2 separate regions of the Homo sapiens genome follow, and region 2 is linked to region 1. A link is an interaction called in ENCODE POLR2A ChIA-PET data of the cell type or tissue named here. Cell type or tissue: IMR-90. All regions are shown on one strand.

Region 1 (8,000 bases):
CAAAATATCACCCTTATTTCTAATGAAGGCAGAATCGGAAGGCATAGCTTGCAGCAAGAGACGAAGTGGGCTTGTGGAATCTGTTCTTTGTTAGACTGTTGAGAAGTGGGATAAACCCACCTAAAGGAAAGCTTAGCCCTGTGGGGCCAGACAGCTCACCAGTCCCCACCTAACACTGGCCTTGGCCAGAGGAATGAAGACAGGGAGCAACTTGTCCAAGCAGAGGACCTTTGACCATCTCCACCCAATGTGTGTGACCTACCAACTGAGGTAAAGCTGGCCCCTGCTCTGGGAAGAAGGAAGGGAAGGGAAAAGAAGCCAGGAGGATTTTGGAAAATCCCACAAAGCAGAGGCAAGAGAAGAGGTTCTTGCTCCCCTGTGCAGTGTGAAGGTCCCAGTACTCAGTTCACCAGGCCTCTATTGCACGTTATGTTAGTTTCCAAACAACATTGAAGCTAAACATCTTTGTAATTAATCTTTGTGTACATTTGTGAAAATTTCCTTAAGATAAATCCCTACAAGTAGAATTTCTGAGCCAAATGATATTAACAGGTTTAAAACTTTTGACTCACTTGGCCATATTTCCCTCTACAAAGTTTTATCAGTTTATATTGCCACAAGTAGTACAGTGTATGAGAACATGTTTTCTTAACACATACCCACTCTGCCTATTCAGTCCTTCCTTTTTGATCTTTGTGAATTTGATGGGCAAAACATCTGTGCCACAGTGTTATTTCAATTTTGAGCAGTCTTAATGGAGGAGTTGTTTTGGGGAACCAAGGTATAGAACATGTGAAAGAAACTATCTGAAGAGACTGAGCAATGTCTTCAAAGGCCTGTAGCCCTGCAGCTGCCCCTAGTACTTTCACTTTTGTGAATAATTTTATTTTCCAACCATGGAAGCATCATCGTGAGGTTGAAAGAGGATCATTCTTGGAAAATACAATTACTTAACAGTTATGTGACCTGGGACAAGTTGAGCCTAAATGTCCTCATCATAAAATGGAACTAAGTAACCCTCATAAGAATGACGTAGTGTATGGACACTGTTTGGCCCAGAGTGGGCAGTGAAAAAATTGTGGCCATTCTGGAATAATCTTATAGTCTCTATGGTGGGGAGATCTGAAAGCCGTTTTCTTTCCCCTTCCCATTTTGTGTATGTATCTGCCTCCACTGATCTGCACAGGGAAGGGAAGTGGTTGGTAACTCTCTGGGCACTCAGGATCTCTACACTTGGTAGTTGCCCAGCAGCCCATCACTGTGTCTTTCACCCCTAGGGCTCACAGTGACATTTTCTGGCCCCATCAGGGTGTGCTGCACACCTGTGTGGAGTCTTTGCCAGGTGAGCTCTCCCCATCCCATCCCTGCCTTCATCAATAAAAGGCTGAGTCAGGGAAAGGGAGTACCCAGCTCTCCTCCCCACCTGTTTGTTTGACTTTGGTTCCCACCTACAACTCGCCCTTGTCTTTAAACACCATAGAAAAGGTCTTGAATTCCCCCTCCAGTGGCCCACGGGTGTCCTGTACTGGCAGCACACACAACACTTCCAGACAGGAGAAGATCTGGCAGTTGTGAATTTTTCTTTTTCATCTTTTCTTTTCCCAGACTTGCTGCTGCTGCCACCACTAGCACTGATGCCAATACAACCACCTCTGCTGTCACCCTCAATGCACTGGCCCACCCTATAAGGCCCCTATCATCTGGCTGCCACAGGCATCCTCTTACCACTACAGTCAAGCTGCAGTCTCTGTCACCACCACCAACTGCAGCAAGGTGAGCCGCAGAGCCATGCCATCTGCAGGCTCCAGCCTCCAGTGTACCACATGTGGCTCCTCCTTCTCCTCTAGCCAGGCATGGAGCAGCTGGGCAGGCAAAGCCAGAAAAACCTAGAACAGGATGGAGGAGGTGGTAGAGTTAGAGCCTCACCTTGTCATGCCCGCCACTGGCCAGTTTCAGTGAAGGCACTCGCACCCTCCCTCCAAAGTCCAGCCTCTCCTTTTGGTCTAAGCGGCCAGGAACTGGGGCCTGGGGTGGGGACTGGAGACATGGCAGTGCCCGGCTCCCCACTCCACAGGAACCCCGGGGGACAGGGGATACCTTCCTCGGAGGGTGGGAGCAGCAGAAACTGAGACCCAGCCAACCCTCTCCACCCAAGTGCCCGTTCCCAATGCCTCAGCCTACAGGGCCCTCTCTCCCCATGGTATCTGCTACTCCGTGCCCAGGGGTCCCAGGTGGTCTCCACAACACAGAGTGAGAGGGCTCAGGCCAGGGAACCACGGTGGTGTGGGGGCCCTGCTGTGTTCAGGATTCCTGAGGAAATGCTGTGCGCCTGCGGAGCTCCACCAGGAGCAGGACGTTGTCGCCCTCTAGAGTCTGGAGTCCAGGAAGAGGAGAACAGCCCCTTCTTTGGAGGCCACCACTATTCGCTGCCACCTCTGCTGCCCACAGCCACCAGCAGTGCAGCCCCTGATAGGGCCCCCGACCCATCCCTGCCACAGGCATTCCAGCACATCGTAGGGCTTCAAACCGTGCCCTCCCTGGCACAGGCAGTGCAGTCCCAGATAGCACCCCCAACTTGCTACCCTCCATGGCCCCGTATAGTGCCCCCAGCCAGCCCTGAGCTGCCTGATAACGAATGCCCCACACCCCTGTCAGTGCCCCCAAACTGCCCCCCCCCACCCCCGCCAGTATTCTAGCCTCGGATAGCTCACCCAACCCAACCCATCACCCTGCCGCCAGCAGTCCACAATAGCGGACATAACCCGCCTCCTGGCTCGGGCAGTGTAGCCTCTGGCAGTGTAACCACCCCCCGCCACCGCCATACCGCAGCTGGCCCCACCGCCTGCAATGCAAACCCGGATAGCACCCCAAACCAGCCCCCCTTACCATGCACAGTGCAGCCATGGGCAGTGCAGCCCTAACAGCACACCCAACCGCAGTCTGCGGTTGCCCCAGAGAGCATACCTACCCTGCAGCAACTTTTCTACCACTCTGGCCGATCTGCAGTTTCCATCACCACCACCTACCACAGTGAGGCGAGCAGCACTGGTGCAGGCTTCAGCCTCCAGAGTGTGGCAGATGGCTCCCTCTTCGTGTTCTCTAAGCCCGGCACAGAGAATGTAGTCCCACAGGCACAGAAGAGCCTGGAATGGCTTGAGGCCTCCTCAGCATACCTTATATACTGAGGTTATGGGAATGTGGTTCCTGGTCTCCAAATTTGGATTGGATGAGAGTAAACCTCTAGACCTACTCTGATTGGACTTTATTTTCATGATCTAATTGGTTGTCCTCAGGCTTGCTCTCATCCAATCAGAACATGTAGTCCAGAAACCTCATTTGCATAACATCTGTATATAAATGATGCTGAAATCAGCCCATTTAAGGCTCTTCTGTGTCTTCCTGACCAGCTGCTCTGTTCCCAGCTTAGAGGACCAGAGGGAGAAGCCACCTGCTACACGCTGGATGCTGCAGCCTGTGCCACTGTGGCTCACATCGCTGTGGTTGGTGGCAGCAACGGAGACTGCAGCCAGCTGGAGTGGTAGGAGGAAGGAAATAGTTTTGGGGTAGATGGAGGAGTAAAGAGGGTGGTGAGTGCCAAAGGGAAAAGTGGATGGCGGGGCGAGCAGAAGAAGGAGTTGCAAAAAGATGGTGGGGAAAAGATGGTGGAAAAAAGTGGGTAGATGGAGGCGGAAAAACAGGGAGACAAACAGGAGGGGGAGAAGGTTTGCAAAGATGGTGGGGAAAAACACTGTGGGAAGAAAAGAAAGGCAGTGGGGAAAAACATTGTGGGTAGATGGAGGGCAAGAAAGAGGGTGGCAAGTGGGAGGAGAAGAGAGGGTGCTGAGAGGGAGGGGGAAGAGAGGGTGGTGAGCAGGAGGGAGAGAAGGTTTTGCAAAAAGATGATATGGAGAAAAGACAGTGGGGAGAAAAGTTTTTGGGTAGATAGAGGGGGAAAAGAGGATGGCAAGCAGGAGAAGAAAAAAGAGGTTGGCAAGCTGGAGGGAGACAAGGTTTTGCAAAAAGATGGTGGGCAGGAAAAGAAAGACCGTGGAGAAAGAAAAGATGGTGAGGAAAAAGTTTTTGGGCAGATGGACAGGGAAAAGAGGGTGACAAGCAGGTTAGGGGAAAGAAGATGGCGAGTGGGAAGTCAGGGTTGGGGGGAGGCTTTGTAAAAAGATGGGAAAAATTGGGTGGGTAGATGGAGAGGAAAAGAGGATGGTGAGCAGGAGTTGGGAGAAGGCTTTGCAAAAAGACAGTGGGGAAATGTTTTTGAATAGATGGAGAAGGGAAAGAGGGTGGCAAGGAGAGGGGGAAAGACGTGGGGAAAACAGTGTTTGGGAAGATGGAGGGGGAAAAGAGGGTGGTGAGAAGCAGGAGTCGGGAGAAGGCTTTGGGAAAAGATGGGGGAAATGTTTTTGGGTAGATGGAGGAGCAAAAGAGGGTGATGAGAGCAGGAGAGAGAAAAACAAGGTTGCCCAGAAGAGTGGGAAATGATGGTGGGGAAAAACGTGGGGAAAAGTTTTTGGGTAGATGGATGGGGAAAAAGTATGGTGAATGGGGGAGTAGAGAAGGCTTTGCAAAAAGACGGTGGGGAAAAAGTTTTGGGGTACATGAAGAAAAAGGCTGATGACAAGGAGAGAACTGAAGGCTGTCAGAAAAAGAAAGTGGGGAAATAATGGTGGGGGACAAAGGTTTTGGGTAGATCTTTTTCTGATTTTTAAATCGGGTTATATGTATTTTTGCTTTTGAGTAGTTTGTGTTCTTTATCTATTGTGTGTATTAACCCCTTGCCTGATGCATAGCTTGCAAATACTTTCTTCCATTCTCTAGATTGTTTCTTCATTCTACTGATTGCTTCCTCTGCTTTGCAGAAGCTTCTAAGTTTAATGCAATTCCATTTGTCTATTTTTGCTTTTGTTGCTTGTGCTTTTGATGTCTATTTAAAAATTCCTTGTCCTAATCAATTTCATGAAGCATTTATCTTATTTTTTATTTTCTAGTAGTCTCATAGTTTCAGGGCCTACACTGAAATTATCTTTATTTTGAGTTGATTTTTGTATATGGTAAGATAACAGTCTAGATTGATTCTTGTACATGTGGGTGTTGGGTTTTCCTAGCACAGTTTATTGAAGAGATTGTCCTTCCCAAATGTGTGTTCCTGGTGCCTTTGTTAAAAATGAGTTGACTGTAAATGTGTGAATTTATTTTTGAGTTCTCTATTCTGTTGTCTGTCTGTCATTTGTCTATGTCTGTCTGTTGCTCCCTCACTCTTTTTTTTTTTTTTTTTTTTTTTTTTTTTTTTTGCAGTACCATGCTGTTTTGGTTACTATACATTTGTAGTATATTTTGAAATCAGGTAGTGTGATGCCTCCAGCTTTTTTCTTTTTATTCAAGATTCTTTTATCTCTCTGAGGTATGTTGCATTTCTGTGTGAATTTTAGGTTTTTTTTCTATTTCTGTGAAGAATGTCTTTTGTAATTTAACATGGGTTGCATTGATCCTGTAGATCACACTGGGTGATATAGGTATTTTAACAATATTCTTCTAGTGCATGAACATGGGATATCTTTCCATTTACTTGTGTCTGCTTTAATATCTTTCATCTATGTTTTATGGTTTTCATTGTGGGATCTTTCACCTTTTTGGTTGTTTGTCCCTAGGTATCATTTTTTTGTAATGAAATAGCTTTCTTGATTTCTTTCATAGGTATTTCACTGTTGGTGCATGGGTGTGCTACTCATTTTTGTATGTTGATATTGTATCTTGCAACTTTACTAAATTTATCTAGTAGGTTTTTTGGTGGAATTTTTAGGGTTCTTTATATATGATCATATCAGCTGCAAACAGAGACAATTTGACTTCCTTTTCTTCCAATTTGGATGCCTTTTATTGCATTTTCCTGTCTAATTGCTGTAGCTAGGACTTCCAGTACTATGATGAATAAAAGTGGCAAAAGTAACCACACTTATTCCGGATCTTAGAGGAAGAGCTTTTAACCTTTCTGCATTGATCATGATGTTAGCTGTGGGTTTATCATATATGGCCTTTATTATGCTGAGATATGTTCCTTCTTGCACATTTTGTTGAGTTTTTATCATAAAGGTATGTTGAATTTTATTGTTTTCATCATCTACTGAAATGATTGTATGTGTTTTTTTTTAAATGGAGTCTCACTTTGTTGCCCAGGCTGGAGTGCAGTGGTGCTATCTTAGCTCATTGCAGCCTCCACCCCCAACCCCACCCCCTCAGGTTCAAGCGATTCTCCTTCCTCAGCCTCCCAAGTAGCTGGGATTACACCGCCATCATGGTGGCCTGGCTTCTTTTTGTGTTTTGGGGATGCAGGGTTTCACCATGTTGGCCAGGCTGGTTTCAAACTCCTGATGTCCAGTGATCCATCCACCTCAGCCTCCCAAAGTGCTGGGATTACAGGTGTGAGCCACCATGCCTGGCCTTCTTTTTTTTTTTTTTTTTTTTTTTTTTTTAAGACAAGGTCTTCCTCTGTAACCTAAACTGGAATAAAGTGGTGAAATCATACCTCACTGAAGCCTCGAATTCCTTGGCTCAACTTTTCCTCCCATCTCAGCCTTCTGAGTAGATAGAACTACATTTGTGAGTCATCAAACCTGGCTAATATTTTATTTTTTTGTTAGAGACAGGTCTTGCTATATTGTCCAGGCTGGTCTCGAACTCCTGGGCCCAAGCAATCCTTCTAGCTCAGCCTCCAAGGTGCCTGGGATTTCAGGCCTAAGCCACCACACCTGACTAGATTTGTTTCACTTTGACGTCTTTGCTAAGTCTATGGCTATAAATAAAATGACTATTCAATTATGACTAATGAGAGGCATGGGGAAAGCCAAGCCAGAGGGGGACTATCAAATTTTGTTTTTTCTATATATATTCAAATTATGATGGTATACATACATTGGAGTATATTTATGCTTTCCTGTAACAGTCTTGTAGGACCCTAAATGACCTGAATTTATCTTCGTAGATTGATTGGGAAAGGAGGAATTATTGAGAGACAGGAAATTGTGAAACAAGAAATTATTCTAATTCTAGCACTAAGATACCCAGAATGGCTTCTCATTACTAAGAATGGTAGAAAAACTCACCCATATTCCCTTCAGTCGAAATGATGCAGTTTTATTGGCATAATCACTACTAAACATCAATAGGTTTTGTAACTTTGGATTTGGCACTATTTTTCCATTCAGTGAGCATTTATTGACTGCTGTGCACCAGGAAAAGTCAGAGCTCTGCCTTTGCTGTGGATGAATGAAAATAACCTCTTTCATGTCTGCACTGTCTGTTAATGTGTATGAATATATGTGTCTGTGTGTGTGTTTCTGTCTTTTTACATGAAAGGGACTGGCAGCTTTAGACCTATTGCTGTTGTGAATCTTCATGAACCTATATTTTGCCTCTCTGCAGTGGACCCATCATTACTAATTTCATCCTTTTGCAACAACTGTTTGCATTTAGATAATTGTCAGCACTTAGCTACCAAGGTTACAGAAAATGTCAAGATTCAGAAGAAGATATACAAATTTTTTTTGTAAGGCCATGAATTAAAGCAGTAACACTTGTCTAGACCATTAAACAAGGAGATACATTTGTATGTAGAAAGTGACTGCCCTTGTGTCATTAGAGTCTCATGAACCTGTGACTATTACATTCATAAAAAAGTGCACTGTCTTAATTCAGTTGGTAGTTCTCATCATGTTTCAGGGATTTTAGTTGTGATGATTGAAATAGTTGCCTTTGGGTAGTTTGTATTCCTGTTTCATCAGAGATTGGCTGAGACTTGTCTTTTCTGTTTACATTTCTCTTGGACTTGTTTCATCTGCTCTTGTTTGCCATGGAAACCTGTCTGTAAATCATATATATACATATATATACACAAATACATGCATATACATATATACACACATGTATATACGTATACACACATATGTATATAGATATATACACATACACACATATGTATATAGATATATACA
Region 2 (8,000 bases), 140 kb before region 1:
CGCACAGGTAATGGATGAGAAAAGAAAGGAAAAATATCATAGGTTGGGTTTGGGGTTAGAAGAGTGGAACAAAGTGAAGATTTCTAAATCCTTGTTAAATTCATCACCTTTCAAGTAAAGACTTAAATGTGTGGCTTGACACAAAATGAAATATAGAAGGGGCTTTCCTTGATTCGAGCCTTTTTTTCAAGTTAACCTCAGGGAGTCTTTTGCTTTTATGTTAAATACCTCAGATTTATTTCAAGTTTTTAATGTTCATCTAAAGAAAAGAACCTGTTTAGAAGCAGGAGGAGAAATTAACATGTTTTAAAAGTGCCAAAGGTTGATCCTGGAAAATACCGTAGTAGTATAAGTGACTGTCAGCAAGTCTTAAAGAGCAGCTCATTTTTCCTTTTTAAAGCTTTATTGTAAGATTCTTCATGGAAGAGTAACATTACGTCTTTCAGATACAAAAATAAATTATTTTATTTGAAATTAAATTTTATTTTTGATTAGGCAATACATTCACATGGCTCAAAAAATCAACAATGTTAAGAAGTATTAATTGAGAATACTCATCTCTACCTCTGCCCCAGAAGTCACCACTTTTAAGTTGTTTAATGTATCCTTCCAGTGTTTGGATTTTGTTTTTGATGCTTTGGAAACACTATTTCTTTTCTGTGAGTAATGAGTTTCAGTATTTCATTTATTTTGGTGCTATTTTTGTTTGTTTGTTTGTTTATTGTTTTTTTTTCTTTTTTTTTGAGACAGAATCTTCCTCTGTTGCCCAGGCTGGAGTGCAGTGACGTGATCTCAGCTCGCTGCAACCTCTGCCTCCTGGGTTCAAGTGATTCTCCTGCCTCAGCCTCCCGAGTAGCAGGGATTACAGGCATGCACCACCACACCCAGCTAATTTTTGTATTTTTAGTAGAGACAGAGTTTCACCGTTTTGGCCAGGCTGATCTCAGATTCCTAGCCTCAAGTGATCCGCCTGCCTCAGCCTCCCAAAGTGCTGGGATTACAGGCATGAGCCACCACACCCTGCCAATTTTGGTGCTATTTTTAAATTAGGATATCACTGGGAAAGGGAATTCAGTATTGTCTATTCCTTGCTAAGATATATTCTTAAAATCTCAAGCGCATTCACATAATGAAATACAGATGTTTTGTGTTTTAAACTATTCAAAAAATGGGCTCTCACAGAAGGACTTTTTTTTTGATGTGAGAAATCTCATGCTTTGTTAGTATAGGATTAGTGATCTTGGTAGTTTTAAATTTTTAAAAATTAACCTTTATTATGAAAACTTTCAAAATAAACAAATAGGAAATGGATGGCTCAGTCAAAAGAAAAAGAACAAAGAAAAAATTGTTTAAGAAAAAAATGAATTAAACAAACAGAAGTAGAGCAATATAAGTAACCTCTGCATATTGATCTCCCAGATTCTACAAAAAAAAAAAAAAAAAAAATTAGCCTGGCTAATTTTTTGTATTTTTAGTAGAGACGAGGTTTCACCGTGTTAGCCAGGATGATCTCGATCTGCTGAACTTGTGATCCGCCCACCTCGGCCTCCCAAAGTGCTGGGATTACAGGCGTGAGCCACCGCGCCTGGCCAATTACCAAGATTTTTCTATGTTTGCTTCATTTGTCTCTTTTTTCAGTTTTCTTCTTTCTTTGCTCTTCTTTTCCTTCTTCCTTCCCTCCCTGCTTTCCTTCCTTTCTCTTTTCTCATTACTAATGTACAGTCATGTGCCACTTAATGACAGGGATACATTCTGAGAAATGCATCGTGGGCTGGGCACAGTGGCTCATGCCTGTAATCCCAGCACTTTGGGAGGCTGAGGCGGGTGGATCACGAGGTCAGGAGTTCAAGACCAGCCTGGCCAACATAGTGAAACCCTGTCTCTACTAAAAATACAACAACAAAAAATTAGCCGGGCATGGCGGCAAGTGCCTGTAGTCCCAGCTACTTGGGAGGCTGAGGCAGGAGAATTGCTTGAACCCGGGAGGTGGAGGTTGCAGTAAGCAGAGATAATGACACTGCACTCCAGTTTGGGCAACAGAGTGAGACTTTGTCTCAGAAAAAAAAAAAAAAGCATCGTTAGGCACTTTTGTCATTGTATGATCTTAGAGTGCACTTACACAAACCTAAGGGTATAGCCTACACACACGCCTATGCTCTCTGGTATAGCCTGTCGCTCCTAGGCTACAAACCTGCACAGAATGTTACCATACTGAAAACTGTAGGCAGCTGCAACACATGATAAGTATATATGCATCTAAACATGGAAAAGGTATGGTGAAAATAGGTATAAAAGATAAAAAATGGTATACCTGTATAGGGCTCTTACCACAAATGGAGCTTGCAGGACTGGAAGTTGCTCTGGGTGAGTCTGTGAGTGAGTGGTGGTGAGTGTGAAGGCCTAGGACATTACCGTACACCATTATTGACTTTATAGACACTGTACACTTAGGCTACACTAAATTTATAGAAAGATATGGTTCTTTCTTCAATAATAAATTAACTTTTGCTTCCTGTAACTTTTTTTACCTTATAAACTTTTTAGTTTTTAAAAACTTTTTGATACTTTTGTAATAATATTTAGCTTGAAACACAAGCACATTGTATAGATGAACAACAATATTTTCTCTTTTTTTAATCCTTACTCTATAAACTTTTTTCTATTAAAAATTTTTTTTGTACTTTTTAAATTTTTTTGTTATAAACCAAGACACAAACATACACATTAGCCAAGGCTTACACAGGGTCAGAATCATCAACATCACTGTCTTCCACCTCCACATCTTGTCCTACTAGAAGGTCTGCAAGGGAAATAACAGGCATGGAGCTGCCATCCCCTGTGATAACAATGCCTTCTTCTGGAATCCCTCCTGAAGGACCGGCCTGAGGCTGTTTCACAGTTAACTTAGAAGGAGTACACCAAAATAGTGATAGAAAGTATAGTGTAGTTAATACATGAATCAGTAATATGGTCATTTATTAAGTGTTGTGTACTGTACCTAATTGTGTGTGTTAGGCTTTCATATGACTGGCGGCACAGTAGTTTTGTTTACACCAGCATCACCACAAACCTGTGAGTAATGCCTTGTACTCTGACATGACAGCTACAATGTTACTAGGTGATAGAAATTTTTCAGTTCCATTATCATCTCAAGGGACCACCCACTGTAGCATATGTGGTTCATTGCTGACAGAAGTGTTGTTACCTGGCTTGTGATTACTTTAAAGGAAATCCTAGCCCTCATGTCATCTCAGTCTTATACGTTTATTATGTACTTTTGAAAAGGATGAACATCTTCTTACATAACTCTTGTATCATTATTACCTAATAAAAATTTAATAGCAATTTGTTGGCATCATTTAATATCTAGTCTATATTCGTATTTCCTTGGTAGTATCAAATCAGCTTTTTTCCCCGTTAGCTTGTTAGAATTAGGACTCCAACAAAGCCTCCACATTCTCTTGGCTTTTCTGTCTCCTGTCTCTTACTTTAGAGCAATTCCCCATGCCTCATGCTCTTCTTACTCTCTTTTTTGTCATATTATCAGCAACAGTTGTTGAAGAGACCAGGCCATTTGTCCTACAGAATTTCTAACTTTCTGGATTTATCTGTGTGCTTCCTTGTGGCATCATTTCACTAGTTCCTCTCTTCCTATCATTCCTGTAAGCTGGATGTTACATATAATAACTCACTGTTAAACATTTCCCGTTTTTGGCATGGACACCCATAGGTGATGTTGTATACTTTGTGTCACATCACATCAAAAGATGTGAAATAGCTGAGCATGGTGACACATGTCTGTAATCCCAGCGACTTGGAGGCTCAGGTGGGAGGATCACTCGAATCCTGGAGTTCAAGGCTGCAGCAAGTTATGGTCATGCCACTGTACTCCAGCGTGGGCAACAGAGTGAGACTCCATCTCTTAAAAAAAAAAGAAAATTAAAAAAAAGACATGAAATATCAGTTGCCCACAGAGGGTGATGTGAAGATGGACCACTAGGTAGATTGATGCTGACAGGATCTCTGCAGTCTGCGATGAGGGTTTCCCTCTCAGCTAGAAAGGGATCTCTGTGGTGTTCCCAGCAACATGGAAATGTCCAGTTTTTCCTCAGTCATTTACCCAGTGGCTTTAACACCCATTGATAGTCTTCATCTGAGTCAGTCATTCTTTTTAATTACCAATTCTCAAAATAAGGATTTATTGTAATAGTTTTCTGAACTAGTGACAAATGAGTATTATCTGGCTTTCTCTTTGTAAAGCGTCATTATAAACTAATGGAATTCCATTGATTCATTGTGTTTCAGTCTATTACAGTCATTTTGGAGGGATGCCAAATCTGTCATAACTTGGCCAATTGCACTGAAAAGTCAGTCTTTTAGGAGCTTGTTGAGTGAGACTCAAAATACCTGTGTTTATTATTCCCAGTTGAGTTTGAACCACTTGCTGCATCCCTGCAGGACAGAAAAGGGGTGGTGATTTCTCCAGTTCTGGGCCAGTCGTGTCTGCAACCTGGGGAGAGGTCTGAGAATAGGGTCTGTTGCTGGACTCAGTAATTCAAAGAGGCTTGGAAAAGCTCCTTAGGCAAAGCAAATGGCTGTCTGGCCACTTTCCTTTCATCGTTTTCCACAAGGCTCTGGGGGAGAAAATCTCTGCCTATTTCCCTTTTGCTGCTGCCACTTGTTCCTTCTCACTAGGTTTTCATTCCTCCCTGTTCCAGGGCTAACCTGGATCCTCTCTCACGACATTTCCACAACTCCCATTCTGTTCTTCCTAAAGCAAGAGGCAGCACATAGGTGTTATTTTTGGTTATTCTTTCCTACTGTTCAATTTTAGACATGGCTGTTTGATTTCACATTTTGATACAGCTTAAGCTGAATGAGAGACCATTGCAATAGAGGTCTCCTTGCTGTAGTGAGATTTGGCCCCAGCCTCTATGGCGAGAATTCTGTCATCTAGTGGCACATTGGTGTGGTGTCATCTCTCACTGAAGTCAGGCCTACTGGTTTACTTTCCTAATCCCTAGGATGATGATGGAATTGTACTGTCTTTCTTTAGCTTTGATTTCTGTTAACCACAGTTTTCAGTGAACTGTGTTGCTGATCTGCACCATTAATGAAAATTATTTCCTGGTTGCCAGGAAGTTTGACTGGAGCAATTTTCTTGCCACTAGCTTCAGAAGTCAAGACAGAACCAAATTAGCAATGGTGGATTCTTTATAGAACAGGGGGAAAGGTCTTTTCAGTTCTATATAGTTACCTAAAGGGCAAACAGGTTTCCAGTATCATTCAGTTCCTTTACTGCTACCTTCTCTATGTAACCAAATAAAACAGTAGCTCTCCCTGTGGTTTTCAAGGCAGCATTTCAAAATGTCACCCAGCTATAACATGAGAATTATACTTAGTCATTCCTGATGCCAAAAATACAGTTTCATTTGCTTTTGATAAAGTTAAAAATAGTTTCTCTGACAGTACTGTCACGTGCTGTGTCCTTTACAGGTGTCCATTTTTTCCTCGCCCACACGTGCCCTCCGGCAGGCCATCTTGTTCATTCTGTAACAAGCCTCTGTGGGCATTTGCCATTTGGTGCACATGTTCTCTGTCACATTTGCTCTCACTCACTGAATAGAATAAGGTGAGACTGAAGCTGTGTTTACCTGTGTTTCAACCTGGATTCTCTGACTGTACTTGATTGTGTTTTATATTTTCACTAAGTTTGAGGCCATGGTGTTTGGACGTAATATCCAAGTTCTTTCTTTACCTTAATTCCAGGTGCGTCAGAGGTTGAAATATAAGTCTGACTCATAGAGTGTGCTTCATAAATACAGTGATCCATTGACTTTTTTAAAATTCAGTTTACAATGATGAATTCTTCAGTTGAAAGTCTCTTCTTGACTGATATTTCTGTGCTCATTTCAATCATAATTAGTGTTGGATGAAGATTAGATGAAGATTTTGATACATTACTAAATTCTATTGTTCTTAATTTAAAAGACCTAATTATACCATTGTATCATGTTGATAGTGGTATGTTCTGGTTCTTTGCTGAAAATCTGTAAACTCATATGTAACGTATTATAAACCAGAATAGCAGAGTGTTTATTGGACTTATTCAGTCACCTGTAGTGGATAACACAATTTTCTTCCACTTTCTTTCTTCAGAGGAATCAAAGGGTTCTAGAGATCCCTTACTTCTGGGTCCAGATCCATGGAATTCTTTACAAAAAATAGTCATAAAATTCTTGTAAAACTGTAGAAGAGTCTGAGGTGGTGACAGGGATGGCACTGAAGCCAAATCCTCAAAATGCATCTAAGCTCTGTCTCTGCTGGTTGTGGCTCTGCTGTGCTGTGAGGTCCTATATGCTGCCCATGGTGCTTTCCCACTGTCTTGGGTCTCTAGATGAGAGAGGAAAATGTTCTTATGTGTAGCATCTATGCAGATAAGGAAGCTGTGGATGGAGATGGTGCAGTTGGTTGTTCACAGGTCGGCCTCAGCCTCGGAGTGCTCTGTGGAGGCAGGCGGAGCCACATGATGAGCCTGGCGTGGAGGGCTGTACTGGGGCCTGTGACCACCCAAACACCCTCTGTGCATGTTTTTTCACTCCGTGTTGAAGACGTGAGCTGAGAGCACAGCAGTCACGCCCTCCTGACTGGCTGGTCATGTGGGACTGCTCCTTGGGGCCCCTCAGATGTGGGTTGGAGCTGCGGGAAACACCCTGTAGCTTTTTGAATCTCTTCCACCCTCTCTGGACCTCTCTCCTTCTGGCTTTTCTTCAGGAAGGAAGTAGCCTGCATTTGGTGAGAGTCACTGAGGGTGTGGAGAGGCATGTAGTCTCGCTCTGGATGGCTGAGGCAGCTGAGTGAGGACTAAGGCACTAGTGCTTGCTTGAGCTTGTCTGCCCCATTTGCTTGAATCCCCTTGGGCCTTTGCTGCCCTCTTTCTTCCCCTTTGAGTGCCCTCCCCCTCTTCTAGGAGCCTCATCTTTCCAGGTGTGCTCCAGATGCTGCCTCTTCTTTGTAGTTCTCTCTGTTCCTCCCATTCCCAGCTTCTCCCCTCTGCCAGGTGTAACTGACCACAGCCTCATCTTTGAGCCAATGCCTTGTTTGCAGTGCTCCTCTGCCCCTGATCATTTGGATTGGTCGTCATTATTGTTACAATGTGTTCATCTTTCCACACTGAGGAGTTGTCATGCAGGCACATGGCAGGTGATTAATGAAAGTTTACTGCATCTACACAGCTTCTTGACACAGTGTTGCATTTCTTTTTAGAGGTAAGGTCAGCTTTGGGGAATAGAAGGGAACTGGAATAGGAGTAGAAGAAGGGAACTGGAATAGAAGTAGAAACCGCTGGGTTTAGTCTTGTCCCTGTCCGTGTCTCTGTCTAACAGCAATAATAGTGGCTATAATTTACAGTGTGCCTGCTTTTCTCCAGGAACCATGCCAGGTTCATTGCATGTGTTTCTGTAATTGTTAATGGAGCCTGGAAAGTATTTCTACTTTACTGGTGAGGAAACTGAAGCTTCAGAAACCTAAGTAACTTGCTCAAAGCATGGAACCAATGAGAAATAGTATTTTCAAACCCAGGGCTCTTTCTTGTATTCCAGATTGCCTTAGACTGTCACAAGCCTCTTTGAGCCTGAGATTCCTCAAGTAAAACGAACAATAATTCTGGTAATAATTCTTGCTCCACCTGTCTCACAGAATCATGTAAGGAATAAGGAGATTCTTGATTCTTGATGTGAAAGTGCTTTGTAAATTGTGAAGCACCAAGACAATATAAGATAATATTATCTCAAACCACTATAGATCTTGCTTCACCAGTTATTCTAACTTTATCACAATCACCATCTCTTCCTTTGTATTAGCTTCAAACCCTTTGCCTGCAGACCTGCTAAGATATCTCTTATCTTACAACACAAATAATTACCCTTCTGTGACAGTTGGAGAGACTGTGGTACTATCTCATTTTTTTCCTGCCGAACTTCCCCCAGTCCTACTCTCTC

What was found. Peaks named below come from ENCODE experiments on the same cell type or tissue, not always from the same donor. Only the 100,000 strongest peaks of a DNase experiment are listed, where the experiment ranks them.
Region 2: POLR2A ChIA-PET joins it to region 1 with 10 read pairs; 3 of 35 experiments call an interaction of 5 or more read pairs at or near these places.

The regions. Positions count from the first base shown.
Region 1 is chr13:23,710,343-23,718,342 of GRCh38, reverse strand. No RefSeq gene overlaps it. Among named protein-coding and RNA genes, the nearest start is that of TNFRSF19, 140 kb to the right of the region's middle. In IMR-90, a CTCF peak has its summit at 2,358 (motif pointing left); no DNase peak of the experiment used is centred here; H3K27ac peaks cover 898 bases.
Region 2 is chr13:23,847,635-23,855,634 of GRCh38, reverse strand. All of the region lies in intron 10 of MIPEP (mitochondrial intermediate peptidase), which reads left to right. Among named protein-coding and RNA genes, the nearest start is that of PCOTH, 37 kb to the left of the region's middle. In IMR-90, no CTCF peak of the experiment used is centred here; no DNase peak of the experiment used is centred here.